3 separate regions of the Homo sapiens genome follow, and all the other regions are linked to region 3. A link is a loop called in an ENCODE intact Hi-C map of the cell type or tissue named here. Cell type or tissue: gastrocnemius medialis. All regions are shown on one strand. Region 1 overlaps PACRG (parkin coregulated). Region 2 overlaps PACRG (parkin coregulated). Region 3 has its middle 8.5 kb from the start of CAHM.

Region 1 (8,000 bases), 140 kb after region 3:
ATGAGCATGAGAGACTACAGAGTTTACAGAAAGCTCTCTTAGACCCAAGATCCTGGCCCCATCTGGCTTCTCCCACACATCTGTTCCACACATTTCCCCAAAGTTCCATCCCTGTCCTGACAACACAGACCAGGAAATTCAGATTCACAGAAAACCAATAATTTAATCTAAGTCCTCTTGCTGGACAGTAAGCCAGTAAAATCCTAAATGGACTCAAAATTACCGCTCCCCTCTATTTCATTAAATTCCTAAGCCACAGTCCATTTTCTCTTTACGAGATATCCTATTTACCGGTATTACTTACCTATAGTCTTTAAAATCCAAATCCGGTTTCTGATTTTACAGTATTTTTATCTGTTCTGAAAGAATAAAGAATGGACATTTCCACTTCCCATTCACAAAGTTTGTAATTGATATTTCTAGCCATTTTGACAGCATAGGTAGAAAAATTCACCAATAAGTGAAAAGAATTTATTTTTATAATGGCTTTAACATATTTCAATCAAACACAACTACTAATTCAATTAAACACAAATGACTTTTTAGGAATTGGTCTGTTACTATTTGTCTTATGAGAAGATAATTGGAAAGTGTTGACAGAATGAATTTAATGCTAAATAGTTGGAGATGCACCAACATCCATTTAAATTTATGGGTCAAATTTTTATTTGCAGAAGTGAAATGTACAGTAGTCAAAATATTAGATTAATTTTTGACTCGGAATTATGGTAAATGCTCAATATAAAAGTTTAGGTGTTTATTTTCTTTAATCACTAAAATAAAATCCTGATGTAATATTTAACCTCGATCATTAACATGTCAACTAGCTACTTAGAAATTAACTGTGGCTTTAAGGGAAAGTAGGAAAGTTGGTACTGCTGAAAGAATTTAAGGAATTGCTCTTATTTAGCTTATTTCTAGAATGGAAATATTAAGAATTTAATAGGTGGGACAATTGGTTTGGTTAGTAATAACAAATAATAATAACATCAGCTAACACTATATGCTTATTATATATACATCAGCGACTACTCTATGCATATATATTAACTCATTTAATCCTCACAACAATCACCGAAGGTAGTAATTAATATTATCCTCACTTCATTCTGTGCTTGAAGACTGTATTTACCCACATTTCTTCCATTAAAACAAATACCCACGGGCCCGAAGAGTGCCCCCCACCCCCTTCCCTGGAGAAGAAGGGAGCCCGGGCATTCCTGACGGGCACTGGAGGAACACCTGTCACTGTCAGCCTGCAGGCCCTCCTCATCCAGGGAAAAGGATGCGGACCAGAAGGGGCCTGCACACAGGTGATGGAGCCACCCACACCAGGACCGACTGAGAGGCAGCTTCCTGTAAGCCTATCAGGGTCGGAATCCCTATCATTAGTCAGGAAATTATCTACAACATACTATCTTTAGAGCCCACTCATTCGCACATGCCTGCATTCATTCGTTCATGCATGCGTTCATTCACCCAGCAGGAGTGGAAGCCGGCTCTTTACTACAAGCTGAAAATAGACAAATAAGATAGAGTACTAGTCCTCAAAGCACTTTCAGCTTAAAAGCATATCATCCATTGCTAGGATCTATCACCATAGAATTATCATTCCCAGCTTACTAGTTTATCAGATTTGATAGCGTTCCTTGGCTTGGGGCAGAGGCCATCCCTCCTAGGTAGTTCAGGCCTTTATCACCCCAGGCCTACATACTTGCGAAAGACTCGTTTCTTAACCTGTTTTTCTGTGCACAGTTGCCAGATTGGTTTTGGCAGAGGCAGCTTCTCCCTTATCAATTTCAGGTGTTTAAAAGTTGGCAGCAACTCCTCCGTCCTAAGCCTAGAGGTAATCTGCAGTTTGTCCCCAACTCAGTTTCACCCCCTATTTTCCAACCAGCGGAAGCTCTGCCCTCACCGTGTATATACCCTGCAAATTGCCCTCTGCCCTTGCACCCACAGCTCCCCTCACCTCAGCTGCCCCACCAATCTCTGTCTAGGCCCAGCCCAGATCTTGTTTCTGGGCGGCTCTTCTCAACCACACCTGTGACCGCTCTGTCGCCCTTGAACGACTTCGGCTGGCACCTACTGTTTGCATGGGCTGAGTGCACACAGTGTCCCCTGCTGCTGGCTTGTTTTGTGCTCACACTTTTGTCTCCAGCAGCACAGTGTGACTAGCCCAGAGCAGTGTGTAGAGCAGTGCGCAGTGGATGCGGAGTGACTCTGAGGGACGATGGAGCTCGGGAGGCTGGTGGGGTCTCCTCTGGATAAGCAGGAGATGCAGAAAGTGTACTGTGAGATGGAAATCAGCCTTGCCCAGTGCAGAAACAAGCATTTCCTTTCACCAAAATCCAGGGAAGGAGAGCTTCCAGAGGTCCGGCCTTACTTAATTACAACTCTGAATGATTCGACGTGAGAAGTTACATTCCCCGATGATCTAACAGTAGGAGTTGAGTTCTCAGCTATTTGAGTTTGCATCTTGCACTGTCTGGATTCTGGGTATAAATTGGGGCAAGTTTCCTTCTCTTGACTCTCAACTCCCTCAAGTATAAAATGGGCTAAAGGCACACTGGCAGAGGCTGGGGAAATTAATTCAGATTGCTGCATTCAACAAGAAAAACACTTTGGAAATTGCAAAATATTTACATCAACAAAAAAGCACAAAAATGGTGTGTTAGTATTACAAATGAAGTCACAACCTGGCTTTCTCAGTGCTATCTTTTGTTTTTAAAGTAACGTCAGGCTTCTTATTTATCCGTGTTAGCAGTGCCCTTTATCTAAAAAATATGTAAATCCATTTGAATTAATTTCCTGTAATACCACATGAAACAATAATCATATTAGTACCATTCATAATGTACTAATAACATTAACATAATTGCATTCAAATATAAAATTGCTAGGTAATAGGCTTTTCATAAACTGTTTCAATGAAAATGTGATTTTTAACCTGACTGTGGGTCTTTGGTTCCAGATATTGTCAGAAAAAAATTCTGCCTAATGTGAGAGTTTCCCACAGTTTTTGCCTGCAGAGGAGGAATTATAAAGAGCTTTTGTGATTGAGAAGAGGAGGGTGTTCAATAGTCACATATTTCTGCACAGACTTGACCTTTCACTGTAGCTTTCTCCACAGCAGGGTCTGGTCCTTGGCGCACAGCGTGTTCTGTACGTGCTGACTCAGGGGACAGAAACACAGAGGCTGCGGCCGCCACGTGATCCTTAGACTTCTGTACCAAGTCTGTGAGGGAAGCTCTTGTGAGCAAGCTAATGTTTCTTTCCTGAGTAGCAGGTCAGTTAGCCTGTTCAAGTCTAGTTGGCTCACAGACAGTTGCAGAATTCTTTCTGGGCTCTCGGGATGGGAAGGGAAGGGTTCTCAGCCCCTTGGCATGACGACGCAAGTAACGGGTTTGAAAGGCCTCCTGGGGTCTGTAAGATACCTGGCCCCAGTTATCAAGTTAAAACTCAGGGCCTTGGATCTAGTATGTAAATTTATTTATTTTTCACAATTGCAGACAAATTTATATATTACTATTATTTTTGAGGGAGAGTCTTGTTCGGTTGCCCAGGCTGTAGTGCAGTGGTGTGATCATAGCTCACTGCAGCCTCAGCCTCCTGGTCTCAGGAGATCTCCCGCCTCAGCCTCCTGAGTAGCTGGGACTACCTGGGCATGCGCCACCACACTGGGCTAATTTTTTAAATTTTTAGTTGACATGGGGGGGGGGGTCTCACTATGTTGCCCAGGCTAGTCTTGAACTTCTGCGCTCAAGTGATCCTCCCGCCTCAGCCTCCCAAAGTGCTAGGATTACAGGTGTGAGCCACTGCACCTGGCCTAAATTTGTATTTTGTGCAAGCCAGTGATCCATTTGTTTCCTGATAAAAATGTGATGAAGTCAGAGACTGTTATAGAACCATGAGCTATGGGGCAAGTCTGTAGTGAAATTAAGTAAAGGGGAGGGAATAATTGGAATGCCGATGGCCATGTCTGAGCATCGAGATCAACCACAAATCATTCTCACAAGCACATGTCAATTTGTGATATATTATTAGATCTGAAAAAAAAAAAGAGATCATGTTGTAACTGAGTAGATCAGAGTGATTCGCTTTGATCAGATATTCCAATCTTGCCGGATCATTATAAAGCCAACCTGAATTTACACAAAGATTTTCTTCCTACTGTGCTCAAAACACAGATATATATTCCCCCGCCTGTGATCCTCCCAGTGACCCGATGAGGTAGGCAGAGAACAACATAATCTCTGCCTCTTAAATAAGCTAATTGCGCTTGAAAGTACTTTTAGCACTTTAGAACATAAATAATATTCCAGGGCAGAGTTAGCTCCCCTTTCTTTCTCTGAAATTCAGAATGGTACAGTAGAGCTGCCAGGACTACTGAGTAACACGACAGTGTGAAAAACGAAAGACAAACAGCTCAAAGTCTTGGGCCAGGGCCGTTTTTCCAGCATTTTCTGCTTTGCCCTCTACTTTCATATAGTTTAGAATTTATTTTAGAATGCACAGAATACATTTCTATATATTTGTGGTCACCTTTTCCCCACATCTTGGAAATAGCAGCAATAGACAATATTGAACACAGAAACTACTGATAAATGCAAAAAAGGTTAATTAATTAATATAGTTGTCCCACCGTATTCCTGGGGGATTGGTTCCAGGACCCCGGGTGATCCTAAAATCCACAGATGCTCAAGTCCCTGATACTAAATGGTGCAGTATTTGCGTATAACCCCTGCACAACCTTTGGTATCCTTTAAATCATCTCTATATTACTTATCATATCTAACACAATGTAAGGCTATGTAAATAGTTGTTATACTTTATTGTTTAGGGAACAATGACAAGAAAAAATTTCTGTATATGTTCAGTACAGGCATATTTTCCCCCCAAGTATTTCAGATCTGCATTTTGCCAAATCCACAGATGTGGAGCCCCCGGCCAGCAGGGCTGACCAGCAGGGCCGAGTGTCCTGCGAGTGCCTGGCTCAGCACAGCATAAGCACTGAGTCAAGGAGCTCATGGGTTTGAGGGCTCATTCATTCAGAAGCTGAGAACTTTCTTTGGACCAAATTGCTGCTGGTGATAATGGGAGGCCAGCAAAGAGGGTATGAGGGAGAGTGAAAATCTCAGGACAGTGAAAATCCAGCACCTCAGGGGGTGGGGGGCAAGGGGAGGGAGAGCATTAGGATAAATACCTAATGCATGCGGGGTTTAAAACCTAGATGACGGGTTGATAGGTGCAGCAAACCACCATGGCACATGTCTACCTATGTAACAAACCTGCACTGTCTGCACATGTATCCCAGAACTTAAAGTAAAATTAAAAAAATAGAAAGAAAAGAAAATCCAGTGCCTGCCTGGCATGATGACAGGCAGCTAAGCTGAGGGCAGAAGAGGCGGAGATCAGCTCCGGGCTCAGGAACATGGGGAGCCGGGAAGACAGAGGGAGGAGGGAAGGAGCTCTCCCGATGGGACTAGCACTCCTGGAAAACAACATTTTTTTTGCATTGATGTCGTGGCTGTTTTTGGAAGGATTCGAACTCTGCTTGGAATGGCAAGGTCTCCACCAGTACTGATGCTTTAAGGTTTTGCTAACGATGACAATGCATTATTTAGATAGGTGATTTTCCATATTAAAAAAAAAAGGTTCCTAGATTCGAATAGCATCTACCTTACAGACATGGTCCTGAGACCCTGGGAGAGGTGCAGCTGGCCAACACGCTGTGTCCCCACAGGGAACGAGCATGGAAGGGTTAAGCAGCAGCGTTCCCTGCCCAGAAGAAGCAGTGTTCTGTAGCAAGTATTTTAAATTCAGCTGCTAGAGCAGGAGAGGAAGTTGGAGACAGGAAACCATCTCAGAACAGTGAGCGTTTAAATAACGAGGGCAGCGGATTGTCTTCTGTTTCTCAGCCATCCCAGCAGTATTCTTTCCCTGTCTCTACCCAGGGAAGACCACAGGATCCCACTCCCAGCCTCAGAAGACATTTGCATAACACATTTACATTTGAAGGGAGCCCACGGATTGGCAACTCCCGAAGCTTCAGCTAGGCACGGTTTTCTACAATAGCAATTAGGAACAGAAATAGAATAACAATAGGTGTAGAAATACAGTTGCTGAGCTGTGGGTAGATGAAGCAGAAAAATCTCTGCGTTTTAAAGCCCGAACTTTGAATAATTGCAGAGTGGGAGACTAACTGGCCTTTGTTCTTTGTGTATGGGCTCTGAGGTCTAGAAGAGACCAAACCAATTTGGACCAACGTGGGAGCTGAAGAGAGCTCCCCTCGCAGGAAATGAAGCGGCCGGGTTGGCGTCAGACCAGGAGAGACCAAGGCAGAGCCCATGCCAGCGATCGCTGAAGGGGCTGCTGAGGTGCTGGCTGGTGGCCCAGACGGCAGTGAGCAGAGCTCCATGGAAGTGCTTGGGGACTGGACGATGCTGCAGGGAAAACATCGGGAAGGGAAGGGGGATGAGAGTTGGAGTGAGATCTGGAGGCACCAAGGATAAGCCAGGGGCTGGGGCTTGGAGGGGCGGGATGGCCCTCGTGTGTCCTGGGGCACCCTCATCAGGACATCAGGAACACACAGGCACACACCCTCTTCCAACTCTGAAACCAGCACATCATCAGAGGACCGGACCTTAGCCTGAAGCAGCTCCTCAGAGAATCCTGTTCTCCTTCCTCCATCAGCTCCACTGCCCGCCCCTCATCCCTCAGCCTCTGGGGGTGGAGCGGGGCGGATGGGAGGTCTCCTATAGTCCTAGCGATCAACCCTGAGACCCAGCCTGGAGAAGGCAAGGAAAGGGGCCACAGATGGGGCAACATGGGAAAGACCTGGGTGAGGGAACAGCTGGGAAGGCGTACTGTAGAGAGATGAAGGCTAAGACCTTATAGTCAGAGTGAAGGATGTCAGAGCTTAATATTTTGGGGTGAGGTCCTCCTGAGGTCCAAAGTGAGGCTGAGGCTGTGGGTCTGGATGGCTGAAGTGATGCCCAAATGACCAGTGGAGCCGAAGAGGTCAAGGAAGAATTCGGAGCTGTCTTCCGTATGGACACCAGGTCACCTCGGATGACAGAGATGGAGGCTTCTGGGCCAGATGCTAGAATCAGTATGGTTCAGTGGCTGAAGAGGTCAGCAGGTGACACAAGTGAGAGGGACACAGGACGATACCACTAACTGGCCTGAATGTTAAAGGAGCAATGGGGTTCTACACGGTGAATGGGGATAATTGTTAGGAAGTGGCATTGGGGAGCATGGGGATTCCAGAAGAACCCTTTCCAATCTCTCCCCATAGCAGTTATTAGCCAGTCTTAGCATAGAACATCATGTCTTCTCATGCTTTTGCTGAATGTTGTTAGTTGCTGGGTGTTGAGTCAGTGTGGCACGTTGAAAGGAGCACGGGGTTGGGATCAGGACTCCTGAGTTCAAGTTCTGTCTGTGCCTGTCTTGGTTGCTTAATGACCTTATGTAAATTCCTATTCTTGTCAGGTATCAGATTCCTCATTTGTAAAAATGGGTCTAATAATGCTGCCCCATGACCATTGATGTGGAGACGATTTATGAACTGCAAAATCTGACACAATCTACAACTTTGTGTTGTTAGTTCCTCGGGGACAAGAACTATTTGGAACCACACCAAAGCATTAGTGATTATTAGAGGCATTTCATAAACACATTTTTATCATAATGATGTTGATACCGAAAGCTAGTGCTTTTGCCAGAAGTGTTAATAAAAATTGTTGGTAGCCAGTTCTCCAAGACCCTCTCCCAAGGTGTCATAGTTCTTACGAACATTATAATATGAGACTATTGATTTTTTTTTTTTTTTTGAGATGGATTCTCGCTGTCACCCAGGCTGGAGTGCAGTGGCGCCATCTCGGCTCACTGCAAGCTCCGCCTCCCAGGTTCACGCCATTCTCCTGCCTCAGCCTCCCGAGTAGCTGGGACTACAAGCGCCTGCCACCATTGCCGGCTAATTTTTTGTATTTTTAGTAGAG
Region 2 (8,000 bases), 430 kb after region 3:
AGGACTTTTACATGACAATTTATATTCATTTATCTATTACCTGTTAAGACTTTTCCATTTGTATTTACGCTATGGATCTTTTTATTGTCATTATAAAGGAGCTATTTGTATGTTAGTGATATTATTTATCAAATGTTTACAAATATTTTCTTTGAGTCTATCCTTCAACTCATATCTATATTTAAAGTATTTTTAGCTGTACAAAATTTTAAATATTTATATAATAAACAATTTATTAACCTGCAATACCATTATATTTGTTCTTACTTAACAAATATTTCTCATTTACTCAAGTCCTGCAAGTTTCTCGCTATATTTTTCTTAGGACTTGTACAGTGTTGTTATTTTTGTGGTATTTTACCCTGTTTTCATTTCCAATTGGTTATCAATACTATAAAGAAAACCACTTTCATTTTGCGTATTTTTTTATATTCATGCACCCTACTTTCATTTTTATTTGATACTTCTAATAATAGTATTTAGAATTTAGAATATCTTGATTTTGTTGTTGTGTGACATAATTATATAACAAAATAATTTTTCTTCTTTTCAATATTTGTCATCCATTGTGTGTGTGATAGTATATTTCTATAAGAAAATATTGTTTTATAGATATTTATTACATTAGTTAGATTCTCTAAAAGAAGTTAAACGATAAAAATGAAACCAGGCATATGTACCTCGTTCCAAATTTCAGTGGCTATGACTTGAATACTTAATCTGGATACCACACTGCTGTTCCATCTCTACATCTATACACCAGAGTTATCTTATTATCTTTCTGTACAGCCTGCTGTTCCTCCTGTGTCTCTTGACAGCACTGCCTCCAACTCATTCATTATAAGAACCTGGAGGGTATCAGCAACTACCTTTCTTCCCCCCTCAACTCCAGTCCTTTATCCAGTCCTGTTAGTTAAAGATTTCTATCTCCCTCCCACCTTTCCATCCATGATAGGGTCACTTCGTTCGGCCCTCATAATGGCTAGACTGTTCCACACCTGCCAGCATCATTCAGCTGCAGTCCACTCTTTGAATGGTTTCCAAAGTTATTTTGTCAAAACTCAAAATCGTTTTCCTTCTCTATTTAAATCTCAAACTTACAATTTAAGTTTTAAAACACGCTACTCAGTGCCTCTGTTATTCTGGAGCCAAACATCCCTTCTCGCCTTGTCTGGTGTCTCTTGCTTCCATTTCTCACTACTCACGGCCTCCGGGTTTCAGGATTTCTCAAACATACACTTTATTCTGTTCATCTTCGTGTTTGTTTGTTTTTGCTAAGCCTTCCCTGCCCTGCCCACCTCCATGAATTTCTGCTCTTGTCTCAAATCCCGTCTCACACCCAGCCCTTTCCAGCACATTCTGTCAATCGCCTCACTGGATGTGCAAATTCCGAGGGGGCAGGTTTGTAACTTTTCATCTTTGTATTTACAGTGCAGTACTCGGTATGGTAGGACTTGAGCAGTATTTGTGGAAGGAAGGGAGGGAGGGAGAGAGGGAGGAAGGGAGGAAGGAAGGCAAGAAGGAAAAAGGGAGAAAAGGGAGAGAAGAAGGGAGGGAGAGAAGAAGGACCTGCTAAAGATTTTATTTGAATTTTTTTCTAAAACCAGAGCTAAATCAATTTAAAGTGTTGAGGTAATTAAAACTAATTTCGAATAGATATAAAAATTAAAGTTGTGAAGCAGAATTGGGTAACTAAGAGAAAAAATGATTATGCCATATGTCAGCAAACTTATCTTCAGTGAAAAGTGTTGTAGAGAGAAAAAAATGGAAAAGCTAAAGTAAAACATGACAAATGAACAGAGTGCTTTATGCTTTGTAAACACTTTATTGCATTAAAGTGTGAAACAAAACACAAAGAGCAGATATCCTGTACAAGGAATTTGTGGTAAAGAGCAGATGATTAATTTTCTTGTCGCATTCTCTAGTACTTATTGCAATACTATCTTGTATTTTAAGACATGTTTTTGATTTAGCAAGTTGTAATACATACTAATCATTTGCCATATATCAGGGCCAGTTTATATTTACAATATTGTCTTTTAATTAGTACTGTCTATGATAATTAAGCTTAGATCATGGTAGCAATTTACATGACGGTGGCTGGGTCCCTTGCACAGCTTGAGTTACCATCTATTGGCTTATGTATTTTCAGCCTCTCAGCCAACATGGACTTCCTGTCTGGATACCTTGGTAGGCATTGTCCAGACAAGAAGGCAGAGAGAACACAACAAAACAAGCTCAGATTATTGCAGGGATTCTCTTGAAATTCCTCCACATTCACATATTTTCCATAAAGTTCTCAGCAAAAGTCAGAAAAGTCAGATGGAGTACCACAGTCAGATCTTGAGTACTGTAGAGAGAGCTCACTGCTGTAAGAGTCAATCATAGCAAGCCGTGGCAAAAGAGCCATTGCTACTGAGCCCTAATTCACAGGACAGTGACTCAGACCACGGATTTGGAGAAGGATTGCCAGGTTCAAGCCCCACTCATCACTAACGAGTTATAAGAAAGGCAAGTGACGAATCTTTCTATGATTCAGTTTTATCATCTGTAACGTGGAGATAATAATATCTCCCGGATAAGATTATTCATGATTAAATATAAAGCTCTTAACAATACACTAAGCATGATATGTGTTAGCAATTATTAATATCATCATCATTATTTAAGGAAACAATGCATGTCAATAGGAAACAGGAAAAAGGCAGAAAATTCTATGTAACAAATCATATTTTTATTTGGGGAACCTATTTAGTAAATATTTTCAGTGGTATATAATGGAGATACAACAGATCCCAGGAAAAGACTGGTTACAGGATGAGTCATTTTGAATGAAGTAGGTGAGACTACAATTCTTAAAGTACTATAAAGAAATATAAGCAAGTAATTTGTGATGACAGTAATGTTAACTTTCAAGTACAATATTTTGTATATTGGCTTTCTTAAAGTGGAATCTCATTGATACATTGCTGTATTTTGCCCAATTTACTTGGGCATTACATCTTGAATTTTCGTGAAAAGCATATTCCTTTTTGGAATTTTAAAAATGAAAATGGCTTGCTATTAATTATATTGTTGCACTACTTTTGTTTATTACAGAGGTGGCATATGGTGGCAGCCGCCCTCCATCTGCAATGAGAAAGGACAGCTGTGTTGAAACTGAAATACTTGAGCGAGCCCCGTCAATGCAGGCAACTTTCTCTTTTGCTTCAAGCTCTGGCAAGTCAGCAGGGCCCTTTTCTTCTATTTTATAATTATTACGTTACTTGCAATAAATTCTTCTCCAGAACTTTCCACTAACATTTCAAATGAAAAAGGGTACCTGAGAAAATTTAGAAAATAATCACAAAGGAGTGTTTAAACACTGTGGGTAAATTTATAGCTTTGGGGCTTGTTTCCTTGTCTTTATTTTTTCTGAAATCTATTCTCTCCTGACAGTAAGAAGCTTGTAGGGTTCATTTAACCCCTTCTGTCTAAATAATAGGACCCCCATAGTTATTTTTATTATTCTGCAAAAGATCTATCTCTGTAATAGCGTGCGCACGCATACACACACACACACATACACACACACTACTCTTAAGGTTTTATGCAAAGCAGGACAATTTATTTCTAGCACTTTTTTAGTTCTTCTTTATTGAAACAATGACTTAGTACAACATAAATATGCTGAATAAGCTCAAAAAAGGTTGAAAATTGTGGAATATCTAATTTGGGGAGAAAAAACTGGTAGAAGGGAATCTCAAAAAAGAAGACTTAGAACTTTAAAGACAAAATGACATTTAAGTAAAAGAATTGCCTTGCTTGCTACAGAGCAAGAGTGGGAGTCACCAACCTGACATTCAGTGCTAAAGGTTAGGGGTGAGTGGGAGTCCCTGAGAGAGGTCCTACCAGCAAGGGCTGCAGTCACAGCTGAAGGTGATCATGCATGAAATGGAGCCAGGCCTCGCATTAGATGGAAAGATCGCATTACACTTGCAACAGACTTTCACATCGTCTGGCTTTCAAGTCAGCAGTGTGAACTGGTTAGGGCAAACCGCCTTTTACTAATTTTACAGACAAGGGACTGAGGCCAGAGAGGGGCAGTGACTCCTCTGCTGCCTCATGACTGGTCAGTGCTGGGGCCAAGTTGAGGACTGATGTTGGACTTATGCTGTGTTTCAACTAAGTCCCACTCAAAATCCATAGCAATCACCAACATCAGCATCACTTTACCGTACTAGGAACAAAGCTTAGTTGTCCATGTTCTACATTTTTTTCTTTACTGATGTTACAGTTTTAAAAGTAAGTTTCTCCATGATAGAGAACTCTTGTAACCTATCTCTTATTCCTGAGATCATAGCTTCTTCAAAAGTATGACATGGTGGATAAAACATTTTTAAAACCTGCTTTATAACAGGGATTCCTAAATGCCATAATGAACATTTAAATCTAAAGAATCATTATAGAAGATATCATTTTTTTAGAATTCTCATCTATCAGAGCACATTGTTTACTCTTATAGGGTGTTAGACATACAAGACCAGTACACTGTGGAAGACGTAGAGCAGACAATTCTTCAGCCCTCCGTATGATCACAGTCTAAAATCCATTGAAAGGCAGCTTGAGATGTCCAGATTCACAGATGTGTTATGGGATCTTCTCGTCTTTCAATATGGGAGACTCATGCTTTCACTTCAATGAGTGCTGTGCATGTGGAACTGGGGGATGAGGGAACTTCTACTGATATATCCAATCTGCAGGTGCCGGGATGCACTGAGATTGTCTGTTCAGGTTATGATTTATAACAGAGATGAAGCTCGGTCAATGTGGTTGCAAGAATAGGTAATTCAACACTGTTCTTAATAGAGAGGGCACTGCTTATTTAGATCATAGTCGACTATGGGGGTTTTGACCACGATAAAAAAAAGCCAACTGAAAGAAGAAAAATTCCAGAAGAATCTGTGAAACAGACGCAATCAGATGACTGAAGTAGGCAATCTTTAGAGACTGCTACATGTGCGAGTCAGATGGCAGAGGAATAACTGGCCTTAAGAAGCTTCAATCCTTGACTGGTCCATAGGAGTCAGAGGATGTCTATTATTTTATAATGAATCACTGCAGGGTGGAAAACATCTCAAACATCACTCAAGCCGATCTCTTTGTCTTATAGATAAGGGAAGCCAGGTCTTGAAGATTTGAGACTCGCCAAAGTCTTAAAACCTGTGACAGGCAGAGGTAGGGCTGCATGCTGGGTTTCAGATCTCTGACCCAGTGTTCTGCCCTCTGCCATCTGACCATCCTCATGCGGAGGTCAGAGTGCTCATGACCACATGCGTCACAGAGTGAGACAGGCCTTAGAGCCTGAGATCCAGGTGTCTCCTGAGAAAACTGCGAGCGCCGTGGTGACAGAGTGGACGAAGAGACACAAGGAAGGAGGAGAACAGGCGGTGCCAAACAGACGCTGAGTCCTCTTTATAGGGGCCTCAAGGATGCAGGAACACTCAGGGAAAGGAAGAGCTGCCTCTGCAACCTAATGAAAGCTGCGGCCCGGCAGGGCTTGATCGCAGAGATCCTTGTGCTTCCCCCATCCCTAGGGGTATTTGTTAGGAAAGAATGGTTAGTTTGTGTTTTTCACAATATTAAAAACCTTATTCCATAAGATTTACTTTAGAGACAGGTTGCTTTCCTTTTGACTCACATTTTCTAGTAAAATATTTACCCCATGGAATTTGGGGAGCGATTCTGGAGGCGGATGCACACGTTCCGTGACTGTGTAATCCTAGAAGAGGCGATGATGAGGGCACTGGGATCTCTGACTCTGCAGTGGTTTTTGTTTTATGTTGTAGATAAATTCTTTGTGTTCAGACACTGACTGGTTTCCTCCCAAGGTGTTTAGGAAGCTCCGTAAGTGCTCACTTACAGATCTTCATAATGCCGCTGTGGTTGTAAGAGGCTGACACATTTGATCAGTGCTGGCTCTATATCTATAAAAACTGACTTCGTGGATTACACAGGTTGACAATATGGTCCATGATCCATATTTTGTAAATGGAAGAACTGGAGCCCAGATAGAGAAAATGACACAAGGCTCCACAAATCAATATCAGGGCCTCTCGGAACAGAGCTTAGCTCCTTTGACTCGTTGTCTGATTCTTTATTTTGCTACCTTCCCTCTCTAAAACGCTTGTCAAGTGCAACTTGCAGATAAAAAGCCTTCACCCAGAATGCTCTGTGACAGTGAAGAGAGGTCAGTCTTTACAATCTGAATTTGTATTATGGAAGCTGTCACTATAACGTGAAATTGCAAAACAGCTGTGGAGACTGGATCTAACCTATCCGTTTTAAGAACCAAGTGAAGATGACCACATCTCGTTTTTAGTATGGGGACGTTAAAAATGGAATGTATTTACACAACCCATGGCCACTGAAACAATTGTTGAGTTGCAGTACAAGCCTGCCCCTTGCTGATTACTTCAGTCAGGATACGTGGCTCAGGTGACAGGGGCAATGCCAGTATTAGATTTTGCTTTATGTTGTAATTTTTACCTGTTTGGGATCTGAATTGTGATGAGAAGTATTTCATTCCTTTGATTTACAGTGTTGAGAGCAAGGATTAATGGTAGGCAACTTTAATTTAGCTCTCTCAACAACTTTCAAGAGATAAAGGGCTGTGAAGATACAACGGGATGTTCTAGGATTGCTTCCAAAGTTGTTTTGAGCAGACAACTAATGAGAAGCATTTTCTTAATCTGATATCTATTTGGCACGATTATTCTTGGGTGAGGAAGGGTGAAAGTGGGTGGGGGAAGAGAGGCTGGGAAACTGTATAAACATTATTGTGCTTGTTCACTACATAGGAAAGCAGCTGGTTTCTTCATCGATAGCCGGGATTCTTGCCAAACGAGAAGAGGGGGACCAGGTGGTCCCCGGCACGTTCAATGCAGTCAGCTTCTGCAAGATGAGCTCTCCAGTAGAACCTAAGTATATTCCCACAGCAGCTCCGAAATCGATGCGCTCCCCAGACACCCTCCTCAGACTGTGCTCATTCTTTCCTTCAGGAAGAGACTCCTTAGCTCCACGTGGCATTTCAAGCCATTTCTGGGGATAGGTGGCATCTGCACAGCCTGGGGGATTTTAGAGCTGGAATTTTGGTGATTATCTGCTCTCATTTCTTTTGCTTCAGGTGAAGAAACCGAGGCCCATTTCACCAACAATGCAACTCACATGAGAAGGCACTATTTGCATGTCATGGCAGCAGACAGAGTGAAAAAGCCACTGTCAAACTTCACGTCCAACTGATTTTATAGAAATGTGCTAGGCATGAACCTCTACTGCACCCGGCCTATCAGCACTTTTCATTCGACCATTCATTCATTTACTCCAAGGTGCTGTGTGTAAGCCAGCTTCCTGTGCTCAGAGAGCTCACATGCAACAAACATGCAGATAAACAGTGGCAATTGGCGGCAAATGCATGAAAGGAGATACTTTCTGCTACATGAATAACACTCATCATAATAAATTACAACTGAGAGGATAAAGCAGGGAGGGAAATGGTCTCAGCCAACTTTACAAAAGGAGTCAAGTAGAACGTCTTGAAGATAGTGACATTTAAGCTGAGACCTAAGTCACGGGAAAGAGCAAACCACACCATGCCGAGGCCCTCCAGGAGGAAACAGTCAGGGTTTTAAGGAAAGGAAAGAATATCAAAATGGACAGAACTTGGGAGCAAGGGGCAGACAGGGGCCAGGAAGAGAGATTAGGGTTTTAAAATAAGTGCAATGGTAAGTCCTTGCAGTGGAGTGATACAATCTGAGTGACATTTGAAGGTCACTTTTGCTTCTTGTGGCTATGGAATAGTGGGGGGAGATGGGTGGCAAGAGAGACAGTGGAGCGACAAGGGGGTTGGTTGTAGTATTTCAGGCAAGAGATGATGGGGTAGCAATGGACAGAAGAGATGATGGGGTAGCAGTGGACAGGAGAGAGAGAGGGCAGGAATTTGATGTATGTTTGGAGATGAT
Region 3 (8,000 bases):
AACGGTTAAACGGTAACTGACAGTGTAAGGTTTCTACTCATTTGACCCTAAATGAAACTTTAGAGGTAAAAACATTCTCAGCCAGGATGCAGGTCCTTGTGCTATATAATCCAACCTTCATTCCATATTTAAACAGAAACCACCTAAAAAATAACTGTCTGTCAATCACAGGAAGGTGAGAGTGAGTTACAAATGCATTTTGTTTTGATCTACTCCCAGACTGATGCTTGGTTTTATGATTGCAAGACAATTTCACAGGTGCTCTCCTGGATTGGGTTGATTGTTATTTTATTTTATTTTTTTCCTTCAGATTTGGGACCCTTTAGGATGCATCTGTGATTAGATTTTTTTTAACATACTAAATGGATATGTTGGATTTATAGTCTATGAGTTAGTTTTAAAAGTTAATATGGGTGACCATTTTACCAACAAGGGGAATGACTATTCATGTCCCAGACATTTAATCAAATGCCATTATCCTTTACTAAAATTTAACTTAGAGCCTAAATGTACTTTTCCAGTAATTTCTGTATATTAATGCGTTCTTAACTGAGTTCCCAGTGAGACCAAGGAAAGACCAAAAAAAAGACTGACATTTATAGAGTCCCGATCAACCTTCGGGCACTTCAGTTACTGAGTATGCAGCAACTCTGAGTTAATAATTATCCTCATTTTACCGCTGAAGAAGCAGAGGCTGAGAGGGTTAACTACATAATGTGACTCATGTGGCAGCTACTGAATTCAGGACAGGATTCAAGGCAGACCTTCGGAGTCCTGAGTGATGGAAGGCACACTGTTGACCTTTCTGTAAGTTAAACTTGGGTACCTCAGGAGCTGTACTTTAATTAAAATACCTGTGGCGTTTGAGTCTCTTTTTTCCAGTATTCTAGCTGATGGTGTATAGAGAAAGGATTGCTGTGCTAGGTATAAAAAGCCTTATTCGTTCTATGCTAATAAGTTGTGTAGCACTGCATAAGTAACCCTGAATCCGAGTTGAACTAAGTGATCTCCAAAGTCATTCGAAGGTTTAAAATTCTGTGATTCTAAATAAAATATCCTCACTAAGATTAGCAAATTGACCTTGTTGTAATTTTATTTCTGCACCCAGGATAACCCTGTATGCAGATGGATGGTCATGTAATAGCAATAAGAAATTAATATAAAAACCTTTAGGTGTCCAATTTTGCACAACTTGTTGAAATAAGTAATAAATAAATAATATGGATATATATTATATATTATGTATATTATATATAATATATATAAAGAACTATAAATTCTTTGTGTGTGTGTGTGTGTATATATATATATATATATATATATACACACACACACACTAAGAATTTTTATTTCCCTTAGGCAACACATTTGGCTGAAAATGTTACATTTTTGTAATTTCCAAAGAATTAAAATCAAATCTTTCTTATTTTTTTAAACATACTACAACTTAATAGAAAGTGGAGCACTAAAAAATTTCATCTAGAGCTCTTGATGAAGAAACTTACTACAAGTAGAGCATAAAAATTCCTTAAAGGTAGAATTCAGGTCTTATTCCTCTTTCTGCTCTTAAAATGCTTTACAAGTAGTCTACTTTAAATAATTACTTCTTTGAATGAACAAAAGAAAAAAAGGAAAAAACACAGAGACATACTTGGACTCTAAGGAGAGGAAGCAGCCATGTAAGCTGCTCATAGCATCTGAAAATCCAAAAGATTTCTTTGCCTTCAATGACAGGTAGTGTTTGATGCTGTGTGTTCATATTTTGCAATGTAATTCAGTGATTCTTGCAAAGTATTTTGGAGTGTAAGCGATGTCTTACTCAGCAGGAAACAGCATTTGTGGCAACTAGGCCAGGGAATCCATAGTCCTCTGAATCTATAACAGGTTAGAAAATGAGCGCCTCTGGTTTTAACATTGAAGAGTTTGTATAGCAATGATATTTTATCAGAATTGTTCACTACTTATTCAGATATAAGATTAAAAGCAGGCAGGGCACAGTGGCTCATGCCTGTAATCCCAGCACTTTGGGAGGCTGAGTCAGGTAGGTCACTTGAGGTCAGGAGTTTGAGACCAGCCTGGCCAATATGGCGAAACCCCATCTCTACCAAAAAATACAAAAATTAGCCAGGTGTGGTGGCGTACGCCTATAATCCCAGCTACTAGGGAAGCTGAGGCACAAGAATGGCTTGAACCCAGGAGATGGAGGTTGCAGTGAGCTGAGCTCACACCACTGCACTCCAGCCTGGGCAACAGAGCAAGATCCTGTCTCAAAAAAAAAAAAAAAAAGATTAAAAGCAATTATTTGTAGCACTGAGATTCAAGCAGTACACACCAGTACAGCCTTTTCAGTTTTTAAATTTTGAAAGATTCCCACACCACTCAGTGAGCAGTCACTGCTCTGAGCCATACTACCCAGGCCCTCTTCCGGAGCCCCGGGACCCCCCTAACCCAGCAACCAAAGGCAAGATGCCTGGCACCCTGACCCCATCAGGGCTGGCAGACACTGATCATTTATGCCTGTGCTGGACCAACTGTTACAACTTTTTGATTATTACTTCTGTTTGTATGGGCTTCTTTGCATATTTAGAAAATTATTTTATTTCATATCTTTATGTCCATTAATCCTGGGCTTATGAGTTTTTACTAAATGTAATGAAAGTGGATAGTTTTTTGTCTAAGATACATGTAGGTTCTTTGGGTATATATCCAAATTTAGAAAGGTTTATACAAATGACATTTATCCAGTGGCAATGAAATACCAAAGGCTTCAGTTTTGCTTTCTATTTTCCATAAATAATATGTTAAAAAAACAGGTTGCTGCCAGAGATGAAAAGTGATTCATTCTCCTCCTTATGATAAACTCTGTATTTCACACAAAGAAATATCTCTGTTCTGTTCTTCCCCAGTCCTGTGTAGCCATTTGCGTTCCTTTGCTGAGCTGTACAAGTAATACTGATGATGCTAGCATTTATTATTTCCTAGTTATTCTGTCTAAGCCAATCTGTAAAATGTGTTACAGTTACATTTTATAGATCTTCAAGGACCACCAACTTGATTAACTGACATTAATGACACTGTATTTTTCTCAGTATCCATTGGTAGTGAGCATCCTTTTGAGTTGGAAAGAAAATGTGGCATAGTGAAATGAGCAGCTGTTTTTATTTAACAGTTTTAAAATGCGTGCCCTATATTGATAGTGTGAGCTGGGAATTAAGCAGCCGTGAGAAACTGAAAGCTAAAGCTGTGATCGACAGAGGGACGTGGCCCTGCTCCTGCCTCTGTCCTTTCTGTGTCCAGGTGAAGCTGTTAAAGGAGCAGAAAGAATGTGAGGGGATCAGGAACGCAAACTTAAATGTGAATCAGGAAGGAGAAGAAGGGCTTGCATGCGAGGAGTTCAAAGACAGTCTTGTAAACTCTCCCATCAGCTGACCTGCCAGCAGCGAGCCGCCTTCTCCTCCAGTTCCTCTCTGGGTGCCTGGCTGTTGGTGGCAGAGGCAGCAGGCCCTGCTCTGTGCCAGGTCCTTGACCTCTGTAGACCGACAGCCAGACTTGACCTTCTCCTCCCCCTCAGCTCACCAGATTTCAGCTTTTCAGTCAGTCCCATGCCTGATTTCATGAAGGCACACTGGCACTTCATCAGATGGCCCCAGCCAGGCCCTGCCTCTGTGTTTGGGAAGAGGGAGCAGACACAAGTCTCAGACTGTAAGTGGCAGGCTGGCCTGGCGTCAGGGCCACTCAGCACCCAGGCCGGTGCGGGAAGGAGGCCTTTCATCTCTAGGCTCAGACAACTGGTTTGGGGCCTTTTAATAAGTACTTCCTTCTGCACTGAAATATGAAATAATAATACCTTAGCCCCACAGCATAACTATGTGCCAAGACTATAGAAACGCTTCTCACAGATAATGCAGAGGAACGGTCCTGAAACAAGGACGGAAAGTCCTGAAACATTTTTCCTGAAGAATTTGCTGGTCCTCCGAGGCAGCTGCAGAGCAGGAGGATCCAGAAAAGTCACTGAAGAGGTCCCAGGTTCAAATCTCGACCCTGTCACTTGCTAAAAGCAACGTAAACTCTCTGCACCTCTCTTTTCTTGCCTGTAAGGTAAGGTGGTGCAGCATAAGGATGTTAGGATGGCATGGGTGCCTCACTGCATGCCTGGGACATGGTAAGCTTTCAATAAATAGCATCATTTTAAGAATTGAAAAGGAGGCCTGGATAGGGCTCCAGTTCGTACACACGTATTTTGGGATGTGTGCAATCTCTCTACGTTGAAATTTTCTCCACAAAGCTCAAAAGTATTCAGTCATCAGTTTTCTGCTGCTTCCTATTGCACAAACCGTTTCCTGTTCCCAGGACTGCTGACACTAGGACGTAAAGGGACAAACAGCCTGATGAAAAGGAGCCTCAGTCCTGGGCTGGCCCCATTGTCAGCAGCAACAACACTTGCTCTAAAGCTGGCCAGGGGTCGCCACCAAGACCCAGTGTTGAAAGCCACTGTGTCATTGCAGGACCAAGTGGAAAAGGAGAGGCTGCCTCCCTCCTGCGCCTGCCCTAGAAACAGTGGGCCTGGCAGTTAGTGGAGGGAGCTTAGGAGATCCCGTCTTCCGGAAGGTCCAGGAGCTCACCACGCCTGTTAGATTCCATGATGATATTCTAGCACAGAGAGTTGTGGGCTAACCCAGGGTTTAAACTGTGATGTCCAAGCAACTGTTGGGCTGCATTATGCCAGCTCAAGGGCTTTCTCCAATCCCTGCCCCGAGGTGGCCACCGCAGCAGTGTAGGAGAGTGAAGGAGCCAGAAGGGGGTCTGCCCCACCTGCCCACTCAGCAAACCATGCTTTTGGCTTACTTCACTAGATACTTGGAAAGCAATAGCAACAAGCTTTAATCAGATACCATGGGAAAACATAGCCCTTATTTTGAATCACCTAAAATCTGAAAGTGGAGAGACAAAAATATACGTACTTCACTAGTGGCTTCTGCAAGTTTGTTTTACTAGATCATGCAGGAAGCAGCTAGACAGCAGTGGCTCCTTCTACCTTCCCTGCACGTGCCTTGAAATCAGCTTCATCTCTCCTGGTAACCCCCTAGAAATTTCGCTTCAACGAGATTAGGTCCTTAAAATTATGACTTCTGCACCTCCTAGTCTTGTCACCACCTCCCAGCCCTGGGCCACACCTGTAGCCTCCAGAAAACTTACCAATGGAGTCAGGACTTTCTCTCAGTGGTTTTCAAGGTAACAAAGTGGCTTTCAGAGCCTCATCTCCAAATGAAGGCCAGGACACACACAATTAAATCAAGGTAGTTGAAAGGAAAAAGCTTTCAAATAAACCTTTCTGGGATTCAATTATGAGTCTTGCTTCACCGCGAATCACATACCCCATTGTAATACTAATCTTGAACAAAATTTCTATTTGCATCATATGTTTTCTTGCTCACCAAGAGGGCGACACATTACCAATAGATACCTGGGGACGTGCTTCAGTCTGAACTATAATTGAATCCCTGACATTATAAGGAACTTGGTAAGAATTTTCCTCTTGAAATCTATTTTTACAAAAGTGACTTATTGTGTACCTTGTGTGCAGTGATAATGCACTAAGTAAAGGTAATGCCAGAGACCACAGCAAAAACTTAGATGATCTGTTTTCACACCAGATTTCTCCGAAGCAAGATCACCATCACAGCACTGAGCTGCCGTTCACTTAGTAAGCCACACAAATCTGAATTCAGCACAAAGCCTTCCCTCTTCGTGCTTCCCCCGCCTCAAGCCTCAAGTTCAGCAGCTCCTGCCTCAGCCCTCTCCCATTCTCTCTGTCCTCATCGTGGTCTGTGGGTCCTTTCCCATCCTCCCCACAGCCTCTCCATGCAGAGTTTCTGAGGGGCCCTGAGTTACGCTAAACTTGAAACCTGCTGGTGTGATGTGATAGAATTTCTTATGTATAATATAACATATGCATATGAGTGCAACATGAACACCCCATAACCTTGTTCTTGATGTCTACTGTCGAACTTCCTGGATGTAAGACTTTCCTAGCATCTTAATACAGCTTTTTAAAAAATTGCCAACTTACCGGCTGGGCGTGATGGTTCACACCTGTAATCCCAGCCCTTTGGGAGGCCAAGGCAGGTGGATCACTTGAGGTCAGGAGTTCGAGACCAGCCTGGCCAACATGGCAAAACCCATCTCTACTACAAATACAAAAATTAGCTGGGCGTGGGTGGCGGGTGCCTGTAATCACAGCTGCTCAGGAAGCTAAGACAGGAGAATCGTTTGAACCAAGTAGGTGGTGGCTGCAGTGAGCCGAGATCACGCCACTGCACTCTAGCCTGAGCAACAGAGCGAGGCCTCATCTCAAAAAAAAAAATATTGCTAACATACAATTTCTCATTGTTATTTACCCTTCATTTGACATTGTATTCCATAGTCTCAACTTTATCTTTACAGCATTCATTCAAGAAAGGAAATAGGGATTACATGAGGAAAAAGAGAGCAAAGGAAAAAATTTCGATAAAGGAAATTGTCCTCCCTTCCCCCCCACCAAAAAAAAATTCTCCTTTGCTGGAAAGTGAACCTAAAAGCAGTTTTGCTTTTCAAAAGTTTTCTAAACACACACACATACGCATACACACACACACACGCATACACACACACACGCACACACGCACACAGTATTTCATGGCCTGTGCACCAGTTCTTGCCCTGCCGGCTCAAGGTCTAGCTTGTTTTTCCACCCCATAGTGTCAGGCAGGTCCAGCCCTCCTTTATGTCCTAGAGTTCGTGTTGGTGCCAGGCAGCTTCAGATTCTGTGCCCCATTTGAAATCATTTGCAAGATCTGAATTGTTAAAGAAAATACCCTGGTTCTGAGTAATGCTAACCACTGGAAAATATTAGAAAACATTTCAAAATAAGAGGGTCCTTGGATCTGTTATTTATTTCTTATTGGAATTGAATTAAATTACTGGTCGACATCACAAAACTAAAAATCTTTGTCATTCACCATATATTTTTCCCCTTTAAGAATCAACAGGAAGCCCCAGAGCTGGGGAGAAACCTTCCTACTAAGTGAACTTCACCGTTTGCTCTACCTGGGCCTGACCTGCACGGTAACCAGAAGCTTCCTGGGCCCAGCAGTTTCAACCAACTATTTCAGGAACCCGTGCTCACCCTTGGCAATAACAAGCCTCAGGTGATTTCAGCTGTCAAGTGTCTCTGATCCCCAGATTCTTACAAGGGAGCTTTGCAAAGCTTGTAGTCTCTCCTTCCTAATTTAATTTAAACTGCACTTGTGATAAAGAGGTAAGTGCGCGGCTTCTCCCTAATGCTACCACGAATTTCTATATGACACAGATCCTCCTTGGGGCTAAGAGTGAAGTGCTGGGAGTCTAAAAAGAACTGTGTCCATCCCCTGTGTCCTATGGCGTCTCCAGGGAGCTGCCATCCACCCAGCCCCCTCCCACCTGTCTCTTTTCTCCTCGGCCAGCCCCCAGCATGGAGGTGCCTACTGCACCCAGTGTCTCTGCCAGCCTCTTCCAGGGCCCACTGCAGAGCCAGGCACAGCTTCCCCAATCTCTCCTCATCCCTGCTGCCTCCAAAACAAACACAAATTAGAAAAAGGACATAGGAGTTTTGGTTATAGAAAGGTCAAAGAGTTTTAAAAATTACCGACATTGGGAAAATTACAAGGTTGCTAAAGAATCTGAAAAAACTACCAGCAGTGGTTCCCAGAGCTTGACCTCATTTATGTTTCAATGGAGACCTGGGTCAACTGCTTTGAATATTTCCGAAGCATTCTTATTCATCTTTTGTGTAGCTAGAGGTTGGTCTGCGCACGTTTGCTGTTACCGAGCTGTGCCTAGCTCTTGGGTCCAGGCCCAATCCCTGACCCTTTAACAAAGAAGACACTTCTCCTTCTCCCCTACAAAGGCCTCTCCCTTGGGCTTTAGGCTACTTGTTTTGACCTTCAGTTTGCCACCAGGGTCCATCATGGAGACCTCTTGGT

Evidence for each region. Peaks named below come from ENCODE experiments on the same cell type or tissue, not always from the same donor. Only the 100,000 strongest peaks of a DNase experiment are listed, where the experiment ranks them.
Region 1: a loop joins it to region 3, with 2.6 times the contacts of the local background. A loop is called at or near these places in 18 of 110 quality-filtered maps.
Region 2: a loop joins it to region 3, with 5 times the contacts of the local background. A loop is called at or near these places in 3 of 110 quality-filtered maps.

The regions. Positions count from the first base shown.
Region 1 is chr6:163,258,587-163,266,586 of GRCh38, reverse strand. The region is part of intron 4 of PACRG (parkin coregulated); the gene reads right to left. Among named protein-coding and RNA genes, the nearest start is that of PACRG-AS1, 62 kb to the left of the region's middle. In gastrocnemius medialis, no CTCF peak of the experiment used is centred here; DNase peaks (open chromatin) are centred at 2,073 and 3,196; H3K4me3 peaks cover 1,278 bases; H3K27ac peaks cover 3,470 bases.
Region 2 is chr6:162,969,328-162,977,327 of GRCh38, reverse strand. All of the region lies in intron 2 of PACRG (parkin coregulated), which reads right to left. Among named protein-coding and RNA genes, the nearest start is that of PACRG-AS2, 81 kb to the left of the region's middle. In gastrocnemius medialis, no CTCF peak of the experiment used is centred here; DNase peaks (open chromatin) are centred at 2,427, 3,147 and 4,067; H3K4me3 peaks cover 895 bases; H3K27ac peaks cover 4,049 bases.
Region 3 is chr6:163,401,476-163,409,475 of GRCh38, reverse strand. No RefSeq gene overlaps it. Among named protein-coding and RNA genes, the nearest start is that of CAHM, 8.5 kb to the left of the region's middle. RefSeq lists enhancers at 3,112-3,301, 3,532-3,711, 3,722-3,791. In gastrocnemius medialis, no CTCF peak of the experiment used is centred here; DNase peaks (open chromatin) are centred at 3,465, 4,395, 4,639 and 7,124; H3K4me3 peaks cover 1,189 bases; H3K27ac peaks cover 3,509 bases.